Regions from separate parts of the Mus musculus genome. Here region 2 is linked to region 1. Evidence: chromatin loops called from intact Hi-C (ENCODE). Cell type or tissue: left cerebral cortex. All regions are shown on one strand. Each heading gives the region's core, and the rest is flanking DNA. Links, peaks and the distances in the headings are about the cores only.

Region 1 (7,766 bases), core at 1,284-6,283:
CAATGAGCTCCAAATGAATAGTTTCTCTGAGGAACACTGTAACCTGATAAATTATATGTTCCCCTAATGAGGTGCTTAATACATGTGTGCTGACCGAAGAACAGTAAAATAAATGGAAGAAAATCAGCCATGTGCGAAGCACTTAACAAGTTCTTCTCTCTGGTCGGTGGAATTATGATTTTTATTTTCTTCATATTTAGCTGAGTTTTTCACATTAAAAAAAATTCACAGCCTGGTGTGGTGTGGTGGCGCATCCCAGAAATTCCAGCACTTAGGAAGAAGAGGTTGGGAGATAGAAAGTCAAGGTCAACGGTCAACATACAATACTGTCACTCAAAACAACAAAATCATAAGGAATGTGTAATACCTTGGCTAATTTGCAAACTAGCTTTAAAAGTTCACAGAATGGGTGGGCTTTCTCAGGACATGTATGAAGTGCTTGCTCTGTGGCCTCTGAGGTGAAGAACAGAGTATATGGTCTTCAGTGTTCTTGATGTGAAAATGTTCCTATGACACACACATTCACCTGCACATTGGATATTGTTCATTTTCATTTTATCACCAGTGAAACTTTGGGGACATGCCCTAAACACTCCCAGAGAATGGTTGACTACTTTTCAATAAACTCAACAGCAATTCCCACCCTTCTTCAAGAAAAAAAAATGTTACAAAGGGGAAAACGCATGCTAAATTTGAGGTTAACATATATTGAAAGTGACCACTCTTGTTTATTTACTTATGCTAGCCATGAAGTGCCACCTGTTTGTGTTCTTCTTGCTTTCCTAGCAAGCTTACAAGGAAGAGATTATGAATTCCACTTCATAGAATGAAAAACTGACTAAAACTTCTACAAGCACTTTCCCTTCTTAACCTCTTCCTTTCGAGGGGCTAGGCGACAAATACAGATTACAGAAAGAAAAATAAACTAAAATATAGGTACGTTATAAAAGAAAAAGGCAATCCAGTTGAGTTTCACGAACAATGTAATATTAGCCTTTGATGTTGAAAAAGAGAGGGAAAAGAATTTAAGACCTGGGGTGGTGGTGCACGCCTTTAATCCCAGGACTGGGAGGCAGAGGCAGGGGGATTTCTGAGTTTGAGGCCAACCTGGTCTCCAGAGTGAGTTCCAGGACAGCCAGGGTTATACAGAGAAACCCTGTCTCGAAAACAAACAAAACAAAACAAAAACCAACAACAGCAACAAAAAGAATTGAATTTAAAAATGAAGAGGCCAACTTTCCAGACACTTAATGGGTGGGTTTTTAGCTTATTTCATTAAGCCAACTTATGAATTTGCTTTTCAATTAAGTGTCATATTACTGTCACAGCTGTGTCTTTTTCTGTCTTCCAACTTCATCCTGGCTGAATGTGGGAAGTGATTCTGCTGTGTGTGTGTGTAATCGGTGAGGTCTGGGGAGGATCTTTTACCACCATTGTTTCCATGGGTGTCCTCGCTCTGGGGGCCTGGCATTCCTCAGGAGTCTAAGGCAATGAAGGAGCAGTGAAGCGCGCAGAAGAGGCACAAAAGAGCCGCAAAGGCTATCAGTGTAGAAAGATCAATTCAGTGTGCACACGAAAGGCCCAGTATGCCTGGGATGAGGAAAAAAATATGCCTTCCTAAAGTGAAGGAAACTGGTTGCCCTGTGGGGGTCCACAAAGAACTGGCCCTCTGGCCAGGGACGATCTTTTTAGGTCCTTTATCAATCTCTCAGCTGGCGCGGCCTCGCCCCTTCTGTCCACAGAGGCTTGGGAGGGTGGGGAAAGCAGAGCAGGGCATCCGCATCTTTCCTCGGCAGGTTTCAGCTTTTTCTAAGTCGCAGAAGCGTCTTCCTTCTTTCATCTTGCAGGCGCTGCAGCTGGGAGACAAGGTGGAGACGCTCAGAGGTGGGTCTCCCGGCCTTGGCTGCGGCTGGCTCTTCCCGGCGGCCAGGGAGGGGTAGGGCGAGGCTGTGCAGCCTTCCCGAGTTAGCTCCAAGCAGCCACAACCCCTCTGTGCGTCCCAGAGCTGTCGATCTGCCTGACAGACTTCTCCTCTCCCGGTTCCTGCCTCAATCCTAGTGAAGCCTCTGTCGGCACCCACACCATCAACCAAGTGACAGGTCCCTGGAAGGCCAGGCAGGATACAGCCTTCCTATCTGGGTCTGTCCTCCAGTTTGCACGGGTGCGCGCGAAATCACACACACACACACCACACACACCCGCCACACAGACCCACAGTCCGCCCTTCCTGCAGAGCACACACCACACACACACACACACACACACACACACACGCACACACACAACTCGCCCTCCCTGCAGCACGCGTGTGCATGCACACACTAAGCTCGCTCCTCTTTTCCCTACAGCACACACACGCACGCACGCACGCACACACAGGCCGACAGACAGACACAAGCGAGCCCACCCTTCTCCCTCCCCGCAGCCCTGGCTGCCCAGCCCCTCTTCCCCGAGCGCCGCGCCCGGCGGCCTCCGCAGGCCCCGCCCCGGGGGAGGAGAGCGGGCCGCGCGCGGGAGCCGGGCAGGGGAGGGGACGGGCGGCGGGGGAGTGTCTGGCTGCCCCCGCCCCTCGAGTGAGCGCCTGGGCGCGGAGGTCCCCTCCCTCCTCGCTCCGAGTCTGCCAGCTCCCGCTCGCTCCCTGCCCACTCCCGGGGGGCCGTTCCGTGGCGCGGCCGCCGCGGCCACCGCTTCTTTCACACTTTAGTTGCCGCGAGCCGCGCGCCGCGCTCAGTGACTGGAGAGAGCTGGCCGCGCGCCGCCTTCCCGCACGCACGCACGCGGGCCCGGCTCCGGGGTTTTCGGCTTTTACTCCAGGCGGCGGGGAGGAGGGGGAGCCCCGGCCACACTGTAGGGAGGAGGAAGAGGAGGACGTGGAGGAGGGAGGAAGAGAAGAGGCGAGGAGGCCAGGGGCGGGGGGCGGGGGGCTTGCCACCTTCAGCCCCCCCCCGCGAGCGCCCAAGGTAAGCGGGGGCCACCTCCGGCGCGCTGGGCATCCCGGGTGGGCGAGGAGGGAGGCCTGCGGGGTGTCTGCCGAAGGGATGGGAGCCGCGATCCCGGTGCTGCCGGCGCTCTTCTCTGGCTGGGGCTGCCGCTGCGGGGCTGCTGGGGCTGCTCGCTGCAAGGGACCGGAGCCAGGCTGGGGGAGTTGGAGGGGGGCGTCTGCTTGCAGGGTGGAGGGGTTGGGATGCGGTTAGGGCTGCTGACGACTTTCGTCACATCGAGGCCTGGGTGGCTGGTGTGAGACACCCCTCCCTTCCCACCCGCACCCCGCGCCGCCCTCAGCCTTCCTGCTCTTCTCTAGCTTTGCCTGTAGCCACTGTTACTTTGCAAGCAGGAGCTGGGAAGGAAAAAAAAAGACACCCAAATTTAGAATCTTTGGCTAAGTCTCCAAGTCCCTTCCCTCGTTCCCACTGATGGATGCGTTTGTGTGGGGGATATGATCCCCGAGATTTCTGAAGTTTTGACCTTTTTGGGGTGGCTTGTTTTCTGTACATCTGCTTGTCTTCCTGGGTGTATTTATTATTCGTGCCCTTGCGCGGCAGCCGGAGGGTGCTTGGTTGTATTACATGAGCAGATTCCTTTCCACCTCTGCAGGCAGTTCGAGAAGTGCCGCGGCGGCTGGGCTGCCTTTGCTGCTTAATGTCCTTCCCTATCATCCGCCCTGCCCCCTCCCTCCAGAGAGAGATATTTTTTATACCCCTCTGTCATGTGTGTGTGGGAGAAGTCCTTAGGCCGAAGAGCTTTCATCGCCCATTCATTCCTCTTGCGAAGGCTCTGAATGGCTCAGGCATGTTGATAACATTTGGGGGGTGCCTATCTTTGCCTGTGGAGTTGCTTGGCCCAAGATAAAAATATACACACCCAAACACGCAGTAATCTTGAGGGAGCAAGCACAGTTTGAGAGGGAAGTGATTTGTTTCCAGTCGGAAGCTGACAACCTAGGAGATACCTTCATCGCCTGTGAGTTCGGAAGAGTGTTTTAAAATAGAGCTTATGCTCTGTGTGGCTGGAAGACAGCCATAAGTTCAGTTGCTCTGCAGCTCTGAAAGTGATACACCCTGACCAACCAGAACCTCAGTGAAGCTCCTCTGTGAAGCTCCTCTGACTCAGACATTGGGAGGGGGCCGCTTGGCCACAGATCCCCTGAACTTTTTTTTTTTTTTAATTTCTCTTTTAGACGTGTGAGGAGCTGACAAGCTCATTACACAAACGGTTATAAGAAACACCTTCCAATTCAAGGCGATGCTGTTCACATTCTACCTAATGAGAATAACCTTTGAGTTTGGTGGAACTGGGATGTACCAGGAGGAAGCAAACATGGGTGGGCCTGGACTACTTCAGTTCCGATGGGGGGGGGGGAAGGAAGATTAGGTGATATTTAAGAAGGGTCTGTTAAGTCCAAGATGCAGAGTTTGGGGGTTTCTACACCCCCACCCCCACCTTTGTACTTATGGAGCAGAGTTATATGGTTAACTGAGTATGTGCAGTGTTTTTAGCAATCCAATTGATGGGATTTGGAAATTCATCTGGACTCCATCATCTGTTTTTGTCCCCCTACTTAACAAGTAGGAAGGGTCCCTGGGATGGAACAGCCCGGCACATTTAAAGCCATTAAATGCTGGCACTAGTACTTCCGAGATCAGGCGCTCAGCGTTCTAGTGGGTGGTACTGTGCGAGCTAGGTTTCAAGCACAGAAACACAAGTGCTCTGGACCCCTTAGATGGGAGGATGTCTCAAGAGGGCTGAGGTGCCTCTGGCCTTTAGCTTGCAGCTCACTTGGAATATAAACTCTCTTTACACCCCATCAAATTTGGAACATAGACCCCACTTGCCCTCCCTCCACTGACTGTGTGGTTGGTAGAGAGAATCCACATCCTTCAGCAGGGAGAAGTTCATTCTAGAAGGATCCCAGCTTCTTCTTAGCTTCTTCCTTTTTCAGGGTTAAAAGTTTCCACTCCAAGTTGAAAAAAAAAAAAACTGACAATTTTGTTTTCTTGTTACCTCTTCCCCAGCCTACCTCCCTTAATCATTTTGTATGGATCTCTTGGACAGTGATAGGGCACTGTACAAACTGTTTTAATGAGATCCTATCTTAAAGGAGGTGGACAAAGTTTTTGAGGATAACACCTGAGGCTCTTGTGTTCTCTCTCTCTCAAAAGGAGAGACTTAAATGTCTCAAGGAGTCACAGATGCGATGAAGAGCATCCCCATTCAGGGGTGCTGTGTGACTGATTGACATGTGGTACTGAGGATGAAGATGGTTCACACCTTGTACCATGTCCAGGCTGGAGGCATTTTTTAGTATTGTGTTGGGTTGGCATTGAGCAAGCTCTGCTCAACGTTGTATCTGAAAAATGGCTTGCTCTCGGCTCTTGTGTGGCCACTTCTACTGCATATTCCTTATCAGAGAAGTTGTCAAAAGCTGTGCCCCTGTGCTTCCCTTAAGTCCAAAGAATGCAGGAGACGTTTATACGGAGGAACCTAAGTGTGTCAATAGCCATGTAAACACCTTTAGTGACAGGCATGTTTAAATAAAAAGGTAAGGGGGATTTCCTATCCTTCAAAGTTTTCTTCAGGTACTACTTTGAAGATGGCTCAAAGGGGAGCCTTTGGTAATTCTGGCTGGACACTGACAGAAGACTGTGGGTTAATGCCCAGCTCATGCTATCTTATAATACAATGCCTTGCTTTCTCCTTTGGGTTGTTAGAATTGAGTCTAAAGGGGGCGTGGCATCGCTTTGTGTGTCAGGAATGTAATTTTCCTCCTGCTGTGTGGCTGATGTCTCAGGCTGTGGGTAGTGGTTTAAACTGTTTAATTCCACCTCTCCTCATGGCTAAACTCTTGAAACCTAAACTCAGCAGAGTTTTGGGTTTGAGGCTGTGCATGGGAATGAACGGGGGTCTTTCAGCAAGCCTTCTGAGCAGCACCCTGCCCATTGTCAGCCAGAGGAGAGACTTGGCACATTTGCTCTTACAATGCAATTTAATGTGAAAGTGGTTTTTATGTAAAAGTTGATTTGCCTCTAACTCTTCAGGATCGTATTGACTGTGTAAAGCGACCCCAACATCTCGTAAGTAAGGACTCACTCTGATAATGGAGGGGCTAGACTCGGTTTCATGAAAAAGCACAGCACTTCAAAAATACTATTTTGGAAATGATTATAGGATAGGCTGCACCCCACCGTGCATGGAGGGCTATGAGAGATGATACAGGTATGAAGACCCCACACAGTGTTCATGGTGAGTGTTCAGGGCGTCTCTGATCCTCCTTTGCTTTTAATTTATAGTATATTCGTGTGTACTGGAACACATGTACATATGTATGCAGAGGGCAGAGGGCACCTTGCAGGAGTTTTCTTCCTTCACCTTGTGGGTCCTGGGGGTCAGACTCAGGTTGTCAGTCTTGGTAGCTGGCACCCTTATCTGATGAGCCACGTCACTGACCCAAGTAGAAATAATTTTATGTTACTAATATGTTTTTAGTAAGTACATTTATTTTAAGCTATGTCATGGTGCTTTGAGCTTCACTCCATAGTGTGGGGGGAGTAAATCGTATTTAGATAGGTTCTTGATAAATTCTGAAAAGCAGATTGCAACAGACAGTACGCGCACACACACACACACACACACATATACACACACACACACACACACACGCACACGCCTTTTGTGCAAGAAGAACTGCAATAGTAAAACTGCATTTAAAAAAACAGTGACAGTTTTGACTTTTAGGGCTCATAATTCAAGAGCCTATCTGAAGTGGTGTGTAAATTATACGCATACATATTTTTAATGTATGCAGTCATTTAGCCTGACTGTCTCAGCTCTGAAGTTTAATTTTATAAGTTACAGTTGCAGTAAGAAACAACGTAACATGCTGCGGTTATGCAATTATGATGGGGGTGTTTGGGGGTAAACTGGGATAGGATAAACATGGAGACGCAGCATAGCAGTGTCTGCAGTTGCCAGGTACTAATACAAGCCCTGACTTTCCTACAAATGTGTCACTGGAAGACTGTATTTCCTTGGTCGTAAGTTGTGCTGTGCCTTACACTTGGGAAGGAGTGCAGCTTTCCCAGCCTGAATTCAAGCCACTGACCAAGCTCTGGGAAGGCAGGGCTGTCTTGCTTGTCTCAGAAACCCCTATGGCAGCTGGCACGGCGGACTACTTTGCACTTGGAAGTCACTCAAATAGTGATCAAACTGAAGGAATTAACTTAATTAGTTAAGGTCTGTAATGTGTTTAAGACCTTGGAGAAATACATTAGATGCAGACATAGTTTTTAATAAATCTGTGCGCTAGTTTATTAAGAGCAGTGTCTGATGCCTCAGGGTGGGGTTTTTGAAACATACAGGATGCTCCATTAGGTTATCAGTAATATGGTAGAGACAAGATGCTCCCTTAAATTATCTCAACCCTTGAGTTAGGGCCATCTTGATTTGGAATAGCCATGCTTTCCGTAGCTGATAAACCCTTCTCTCCTGCCACCTCATCATTTGTCTGAGTGGCTCAGCCAATACCAATACCTCTTGCCATCTCTTAGGGTGTTCTTTACATGTTTATAGTCATGGACTTTCGACTGCAGTGGTAGCAGTCCGGGGTTTCCATGCTGGCGTCTCTCTGGTGGCGAGATCCTGGGAGAGAGAGCTCTGGCATTCCCAACTCCCAGTTTATTAGGTTCACAGCTGCTTCCTCCAAAATAACCTGGAAAAAAAGCAACGTGGAGCCCTGCCCAGTTCAGTGAGCTCACTGCTGCTCCCAGCAT
Region 2 (7,766 bases), core at 1,597-6,596, 76 kb before region 1:
TGCAAACGCATGCTCATATGTGTGAATGTGCATGCGAGGGCCATAGGTCTAAGTCGGTTGGCCTCCTCAATTACTCTTTACACTGTGCATTTAAGACAATGTCTCTCACTGAATGGAGCGTGTTGGTTTGGCAACACTGACAAGCTGTAGGACAGCGGACAGCCAGCAAGCTGTAAGAATCCTCCTGTGTCTTCCTTCCCAATGTTAGGTGACAGGTGAATGTCCACAAGCTATTTTACTTGGATTCTGAGTATCAAATCACTTTACCAACTGAGGCATCTCTCCGAGCCCCCTAAAACTTTTGGCTAACACTAACTTTCATAATTTTTTTTTGACACGGTTTCCTTTCCAACCTTGTAAAATGAACCTGCAGAGCATGCTCGGAAGCTCCCTCCCCTTGGGGACTTAGAAATAATACTACTTCCTATGCATATATTATGTTCAGGACATCTGACCTATGTCTAATCCGATCTTTCACAATAGTCCTATGAGATAGGCATTATTCAGTCGGGAGTCTGAGGATCAGAGAAAATATATAACAGCCTCACCTAACAAGGAAGGGAGCAGAGATTTTGACTTTAGGGCCAAATGAATCTAAAGCCACTGGGACTTTAGGTCTGCGTAGAAGTTTGCTTCATGTGCTTCCGGTTTACATTATGTCCCCAGCATAAATAAATAAATAAACAAATAAATAGACAAATAAGTAAATGATAAACAATATGTCTCATTTTACTACACTTTCCGGCTATACACTACAGAAACTGCCAAAATGAAATTGAACTTAATTTACATAAGTACATAGGCCAAAGACCATCTTTGATTGACTTATCTCACACGGATTAGATGGCTTGGTGCCTCTCTAGAACTTCTGCCTGAAATCCTGCGATTAATTGGCCTTGTGGCTCTAATCAGAGGAAGTCTGTTTAGTTCAAGTCACATGAGGGCATTTTCACTCCAATTATAACGTCAGCTCTAAATCTGTTGGTCTGTCACAAAGGCACAAGTTTAAACCCAGTGACGAACTTGAGCTGTCACTGTTCCCCAAGTAGAGACATCCTCAAAAGCTTATCTGAGCAGAAGGTCAATCCAAAGGCCTGGAGGTTTGCCCAGCCCCACTTCCCTGCCCAGCTGAAAGCAGAGAAGCTCACAGACACACAGCTGAGAGGACTGTATCTGTGGGGTCAGCAAGCTAAATTTGGAGTAGCCAGGCCAAGTGCAGACTCTGTAGCCAGCCAGAGCCGTACTGGACATATGAACCCAAACAAGTACAGCAGCACAAGGAAAAACTTGAATGAAGAAGTGTTAGAAATGATATAAAAACAGAAAAAATGCAAAACAGCTTCCCAGTTCAGCAGGGATAAGGAAACAGACCCTCGGGGGTTTATTCTTCCAGATTCTTGTGCTATTCAGGGTACCCAGAAGGATTCCCCACTGTCTGCAACAGTACCGCAGTTTCTTGTTTTCTGAGCGCTCAGAGATATTATGGTAAGTGCAGCGTGCCTTTCGCTGGTCTCAGCAGTGGATGAGGACATGGCTTAAGCACATGGCCGTGGTTGGGAAGGCTGGGTGAGGCTCCAGAGCACCCACAGACATGTCACTCCAACCAAGTGTTGTCTGCCAAAGAGCCACCCCCTTCTGAGAGCTGATAGCCTCATCTGCCTATGTGGATGTCTACACCCTAAGCCAAGGGCACCTTGAGTCTGGATGTACCATGGTGCCAATCATGACCACAGGAAAAACTCCCTTCCTTGCTCTAGTGAAGCAGAAGCCCTGAGGAGCCCAAAGCCCTTCAGTGGGTATTTCCTATTTTCCTCTCCTGTGAGCCTTCTGTAATGTAAAGGGCCATATTTGAGAGACTACAGGGGGATCCCGTCTTCATGTGTTGCTGCCATACTGGGAAAGAAACTTCCCTAAATGTTCCACAGTAGGCATCACATATCGATGGCCTCAGTTTGACACATGTAGCTGTGTCTAAATCCAATATTCATAGGCGTGCTGGCTAATTTTATGTCAAGTTGACGTGGGCTAGAATAGTCTGAAAGGAGGGAACCCCAATTGAGAAAACACCTTCATAAGGCTGAGCTGTAGGCAAGCTTGTGGAGTATTTTCTTAATTACTTAATTGGTTGGGGAGAGCCCAGCCTATTTTGGGTAAGGTCGTCCTTAGTCTGATGCTCCTAGGTTCAATAAGAAAGCAGGCTGAGCAAACCATGGGGAGCAAGCCAGTGAGCAGCATCCTTCACGGCTGGCCTCTGATGATCTGCTCCAGTCTCCCAGGTTCCTGCCCTGAGTTCCTTCAGTGATGGACTATGGGTGTGGAAGGATAAGTCAGATAACCCCCTTCCTCCCAACCTGCTTTTGGTCACAGTGTTTCATCATAGCAATAAGAACCCAAACTAAGACAATAGGAATGTAATTGTTATAGTTGTTAACCTTGTCTAATTAGCATCTGTCTTAAGCAGGGGATGGGGCCAATTTCTGCAGGCCCACACTCGACTAGACAAAGGTTAGGAGGAAGGTTCTGAGGGGACTGGCATTGGAGAGCAGTGAATGGTCCCCTGCACCTCCACATTCTACAGATGTCGATGGACCTTATGCCCCAGATAAAGCTTTACTTTCTTGCAAGGAATGCCACTCAAAACCTGGGTCTTGCTATTCCCAAGGAAAGTAAGTTCTTCCTCTTATGTCCCCATCCATTCAATTCCCTATTACATCATCCTTTTCCTCTTCTCCTTCTCCATAGATTCTGTTTTTCATCATCTCTCTTCCCCTAGGCACTAAGGTTTCTGATCATGAAGATAGTGTACCATTCATTTTGGAATTTTCAGTACCTAGGATAATTTCTGTGGTTAATACATATGCTCTAAATTTCCTTCTATGAAGTGAGGTGATAGGGAAGTGGGGGGAGGATACATATACATATACATATATCATATATCACATATCACATATATCATATATGTATACATACATACATATAATTTATATATATATATTATTTATGCCTTGGAAAATTCTCTTGCTAGGTCTGTTTTGGCCTAACCAAGAAAAGGAGAAGACACACATTTTTAAAGTAGAAGAAGAAGCTGGTCTCAGCAGCACACTCCTGTGATCCTATCCCAGGGAGGCAGAAATGGGAGCATCCCCTGGGGCTTGCTGGGCAGCCAGTGGATTTGAGTCTGCAGGCTCCAGGCTCAGTGAGAGACCCTGTCTCAAAACATAAGGGGGGAGAGAGTGATTGAGAAAGACACCCAATGTCAACGTCTGACCTCTACATACATGTGCGCACACACTCAAAACATGTTCACACCTCGTCACATGTATCCATCACTCATCACACACACACACACACACACACACACACATACAAACAAGCAGGAGACAACTCCATCTTTTAGTGAGTTTTTAACATGCCTAATTAACAAAAGAAAGAAAGAAAGTAAAGGACTCCAAGAAGGAATATTGCCTTGTGTAAAGTACTTAACACTGCCTCTCCTGCACTCCCACAGCCCACAGGGCCTGGAGGGAACTGTAGCATCTTGGACCTTAGTTGCCTGTGCTCTATTAATTCAAAGACAAACATATTTCCCAACTTGCCCAAGGCTCTGGCAGGGAAGACTCGGATCCCCGAACACGGGTCATCCTAGTGCGGCAAGAACCAGCTGGGTTTTCAGCTATGTGGATGGAGCCATCTGTTTTGCTTGCCCACATAAAAATATGCACAAGGACTGTGCAAATCAGCAAATCCACAGCTTCCCGAGGACCCAGCTGGGATGCGCCCTCCCTTTGGGGACTCATGAAAGGTAAATCCAGTGTCAAAAGACAGAGGGCCAGCAGTAAGGCTAAGGAGCCAACGAATCAGACTCCATCATCTCTCCCTTGCCTTTGCCTGGACTGCAGCCCATCTGGCTACTTAGCCACATGGCCATTGTGCTTGTGTAAGGGGCACAGTGGTGCATGCTGAGTGCCCGGAAAATTACCAGCAGCCTCCTGCCTCTCCCTCCACAGGCACCAGGAGCAGATCACATAAGAACTCCCTTCTCTGATGTTCTTTGGTCTGCTGACTGCCTAGTCCACCCTTGGTCGTTCATATAATGAGCCTGGTGAGTCCAGGTGGCCAGGAATAGAGAGGCTTTTTGTATGCTGGTCTCCGAGAAGGGAGCCCTTTAGCTTTTCCCACATACTACCCTCCCCCCACTTCCCTATCACCTCGCTTCACAGAAGGAAATTTAGAGCTGTCTTGGCTCCCTGGTTAGCACGGAGGACAGTGGATTCCTCACTTTAAAAAAAAAATGAAGGAAGGGAAAACTGGAATAAAATGAGGATGCTGTTAGCCTACCACCCAGGTGCAGATGGTGTTTGGCAGCCCAAGACCGGGCCATGATTGAGAAGAGCGTCTGTCTCCAAACCATTACAGTTAATTATCTCAGAGTTACAGATTCATCAGCAGGCAGAGAGCCAGCTCGAAATCCCCTGGGAAATTTCAGATGGATTAATAAGCAAAGGGACGTGGCTGTAAGACAGCTGATGTTCTATAAAGAAATGATATCATTATTCCTATCCCTCACTCCTGGACCCAATGCTTGCTTCTACTCTCCTATCGGTGAAGACATCTGTCCAACGGGGGTCTGGGTCAGGAGAAACCGCTTTGTTCTCGGTTGTTATCTAGTAGCACAACTGTGCTCAGAACAAGACTTGTGCTTTGTTATGGCTCCTGCTCATGTAGGAAAACATGACTTGACCTGGTCATCTGCTTGTCTCTGTGGCTTTCCCTGTTAAGATGGTTCTGCACAGAAACCCCACCCCACCCCCAGAATCTTTAACCAAGGCAGAATGAAAGGGCTCCCCCTCTAGCTACATACAGCTATGCTCAACAGGAGCCAAGCAGGAGCATACCTGACTCTGTCCGCAGTCTCGGGACATCTGCTCATTACAGGCAGCCCCTTCCCGGACTCAGAATGCAACCTCCCTTTCTGGGCTCTTTGTCTTTGTGTTTCCCACCTAAGGTCCATATCACTTATTCCTGAGGAGCAGGAAAGGCCCCAGCAACTTTGACACCGTGTGATGGGCTCCAGTCACGTGGAGAAACAGAAGCAAGAAATGACATGCATGCCCCACTGATGTACAGCTCTGCCAGCAAACCTGCTGACATCTCTCTCTCCAACACCTAGGGCCTGGATTTGTCCACGTTTGTTGGGTGTGACATTCCTCTTCCTCTAAGCCTTCTCTCACTGTCCAGGCCCCTGGAAACATAGGTAAATGAAACAGAGGAGCTTGGTTTCAGAAATGAAATGCACTCTGGAAGGGAAGAGAAACGCTAAGATAGCTAAGTCCTGTGCAGGGAAAGAATCCTTGTCCAACAGCCACATTGCTACTTGGAAGTCTGCATTTTATAGCTATCCCTTTCTTCTGTTTCTCCATGTGACTCAACAGAGAGACAAAGTTTCCAGGATCTAGAACTATATGGAAATGATGTGGAAATAATTTGACTTGCTTATAGAAGCTAAATCAACCAGGCAACACCTCTTGGTAACCGGAAGTACCGGTGAGTATTGTCGATTCTGTGGCCACACAGGCGTCATGACAGCTATTCAGCTCCTGCTCAATAGCACAAAGCAACAGTACATAGACCACACATTTAAAAAATGAGTGTCAGTTTAAAAAAATAATAATGTTTCAATAAAACTTCATGTATAAATTAGACAACACTTGAGATTTTATTCATTATGTGTCAACAACTTTTAAATATAAAGTTACAATATATTTTCTCTGTCTGAGTAATGTTTAACACTCATGGATGATGGTAGCTAGGACAGGAAATCTGGGTTTCTTTCCCCTGATTTTTTTAAACAATAATCAAAATGACAATGTAGAGCAATTTCAGGAAGCAAAATATACATTACTACTTGAACGCTCAGCTTGGTGAGACTGTGTGGACATGGTGAAGTTATTTGCTGTCCTAGACGTCCCATTTTAGGGAGTAACACGCAAAGTTATCTAGATTACTTATCTTATTGAAAAGCTGAGTATAATATAAAAGCAGTCACCTAAAAGCATCCAGGGTTAACAACGTAGACCAGAGTTACCAGACTCCATGCAGGTAAAATAGGCAATACACGCAGAAGCAAATACTGTCCTGATGCAAGTTCACTTCAGGAAAGTTGGCTGCATTCTGAGAGCTTCTTGGAGTAATTAGGACAGTCAACAAGGGCTAGATCTTATGTAAGTCACAAAATGCATTAAAAATTCATTCTTACAATAAATTTAAGACTCAAAGTAAATTTCTGGAATAAAAGGGAGCGAGAAGTGATGAATGTCTCCTGTGGACAAGCAGATAGAATTCACATCGCCTTTGGATCAAAGACCCTGAAGCCCGGAACTGGACATTAAAGGAGTCCTCCAGGCGTCTTCAAGCATATAGAGGTCCTCTTTGGAATCATTCATTTCATCCTAGATCTTAAAATTGTTTTCCAAGTACCAAGACCAATCAAAGAGTCAAAGAAAAAAAACACCATGATATTAACAGAAATATTTGTAAATACTGTAGTCTAGTGAAGCCAGATACAAATCATACTGAAAAAAAATGCTTGCTATTCTTAGAGGGGGGAAAAATCAGGCTTCATAGAAGAAAATGGTTTCTGTTGCTCTTTTGGGAGGAAAGGGGATGAGGCAGGGTCTCACCATTCCGCCTTGGCTAGCCTGGAACTAACTCACTTTGTAGAATAGGCTGACCTTGAATACACAGAGAGCCAGTTGCCTCTGCCTCTGGGTCATGGGATTAAAGGCATGAGCCACCAGACTCTGCTAAGAAGGCATTTTTCTAAACCCTGTTTTAGGACAGGAGAGACAGATCAGTCGATAAAGTACTTGTCACAAAAGCATGAATACCTGAGTTTGATCCCAGTATTTACATTAAAAGCTAGGCCTGATGGCACACACTTGCATCCCAGTATGGGGAGAATGAAGAAGGGTGGGTTCCTGGAGTTCACTGGCCAGCCAGTCTAGCTTAATTGGCAAGACTCAAGTCCCAATAAGAGACCCTGTCATAAAACAACAAGGTGGTAGACTCCTAAGGAACAACATCTGAGGTTGACCTCTGGCCTCCAAACTTATAGATGTATATCTGAGCATGCACATACCACACACACACACACAAATGATTTTCTTTTATGAAAAATCAATAGATCTTACATATAGAAAGAAAAAAAGGAAACATCCAAAGTTAAAGATTTTTTTGGTAGCACATTAGACACCGAAAAAGAAAGAAGTAGATACTAAAAGTCTCATCTTTGAAAAAAAGTGTCCAGTAATCTATGATTAGCAAGTACTTAGCAGATAAGCCTTATTTCCTTGGACTCAAATCCCAAAGGTTTTCAAGACCTTGCCAACTTGTAGGCAATACACGTTACTATTGCTAAAGATGATGGGAGGAACGGTGTCAGCTTCTTTCTTCCTCTGCTAAACTGATAACTCTGAATTTCTTTTTGTTCCCTCCCCACAAACTCTCTGTGGACAACCAGGATATGAAACCTTTCCTCTGACCAAGAGTTTGATAAAATTCACTTGGTACCACAGCTGACCTCGAGTGCTTGCCTTAGGTTTTAGGTTGTTCTTGTGTATGTAACTAACTCCCTGTTCCCTGTGGCTACGTGTTATCCAAAGGGATTCCCAAGACTCCGAGGATTGGACCAACCAATTCAAAAGGATGTTTTATTTTATTTTGCTTCTTACAATAGATCTATATAACATTAAAACTGTAGCAATGTT

Evidence for each region. Hi-C counts contacts between places; a loop is a spot of excess contacts. Peaks named below come from ENCODE experiments on the same cell type or tissue, not always from the same donor. Only the 100,000 strongest peaks of a DNase experiment are listed, where the experiment ranks them.
Region 2: a loop joins it to region 1, with 5 times the contacts of the local background. A loop is called at or near these places in 4 of 42 quality-filtered maps.

Annotation. Positions count from the first base shown.
Region 1 is chr1:152,085,126-152,092,891 of GRCm38, reverse strand. 1700025G04Rik (RIKEN cDNA 1700025G04 gene) reads left to right here and starts at 2,572. Exons shown (of 6, transcript NM_197990.3): 1 at 2,572-2,960. In left cerebral cortex, for the core only: no CTCF peak of the experiment used is centred there; DNase peaks (open chromatin) are centred at 2,604, 3,242, 3,758, 5,677 and 1 more place; H3K4me3 peaks cover 3,525 bases; H3K27ac peaks cover 2,572 bases.
Region 2 is chr1:152,161,775-152,169,540 of GRCm38, reverse strand. No RefSeq gene overlaps it. Among named protein-coding and RNA genes, the nearest start is that of 1700025G04Rik, 75 kb to the right of the region's middle. In left cerebral cortex, for the core only: no CTCF peak of the experiment used is centred there; a DNase peak (open chromatin) is centred at 3,856.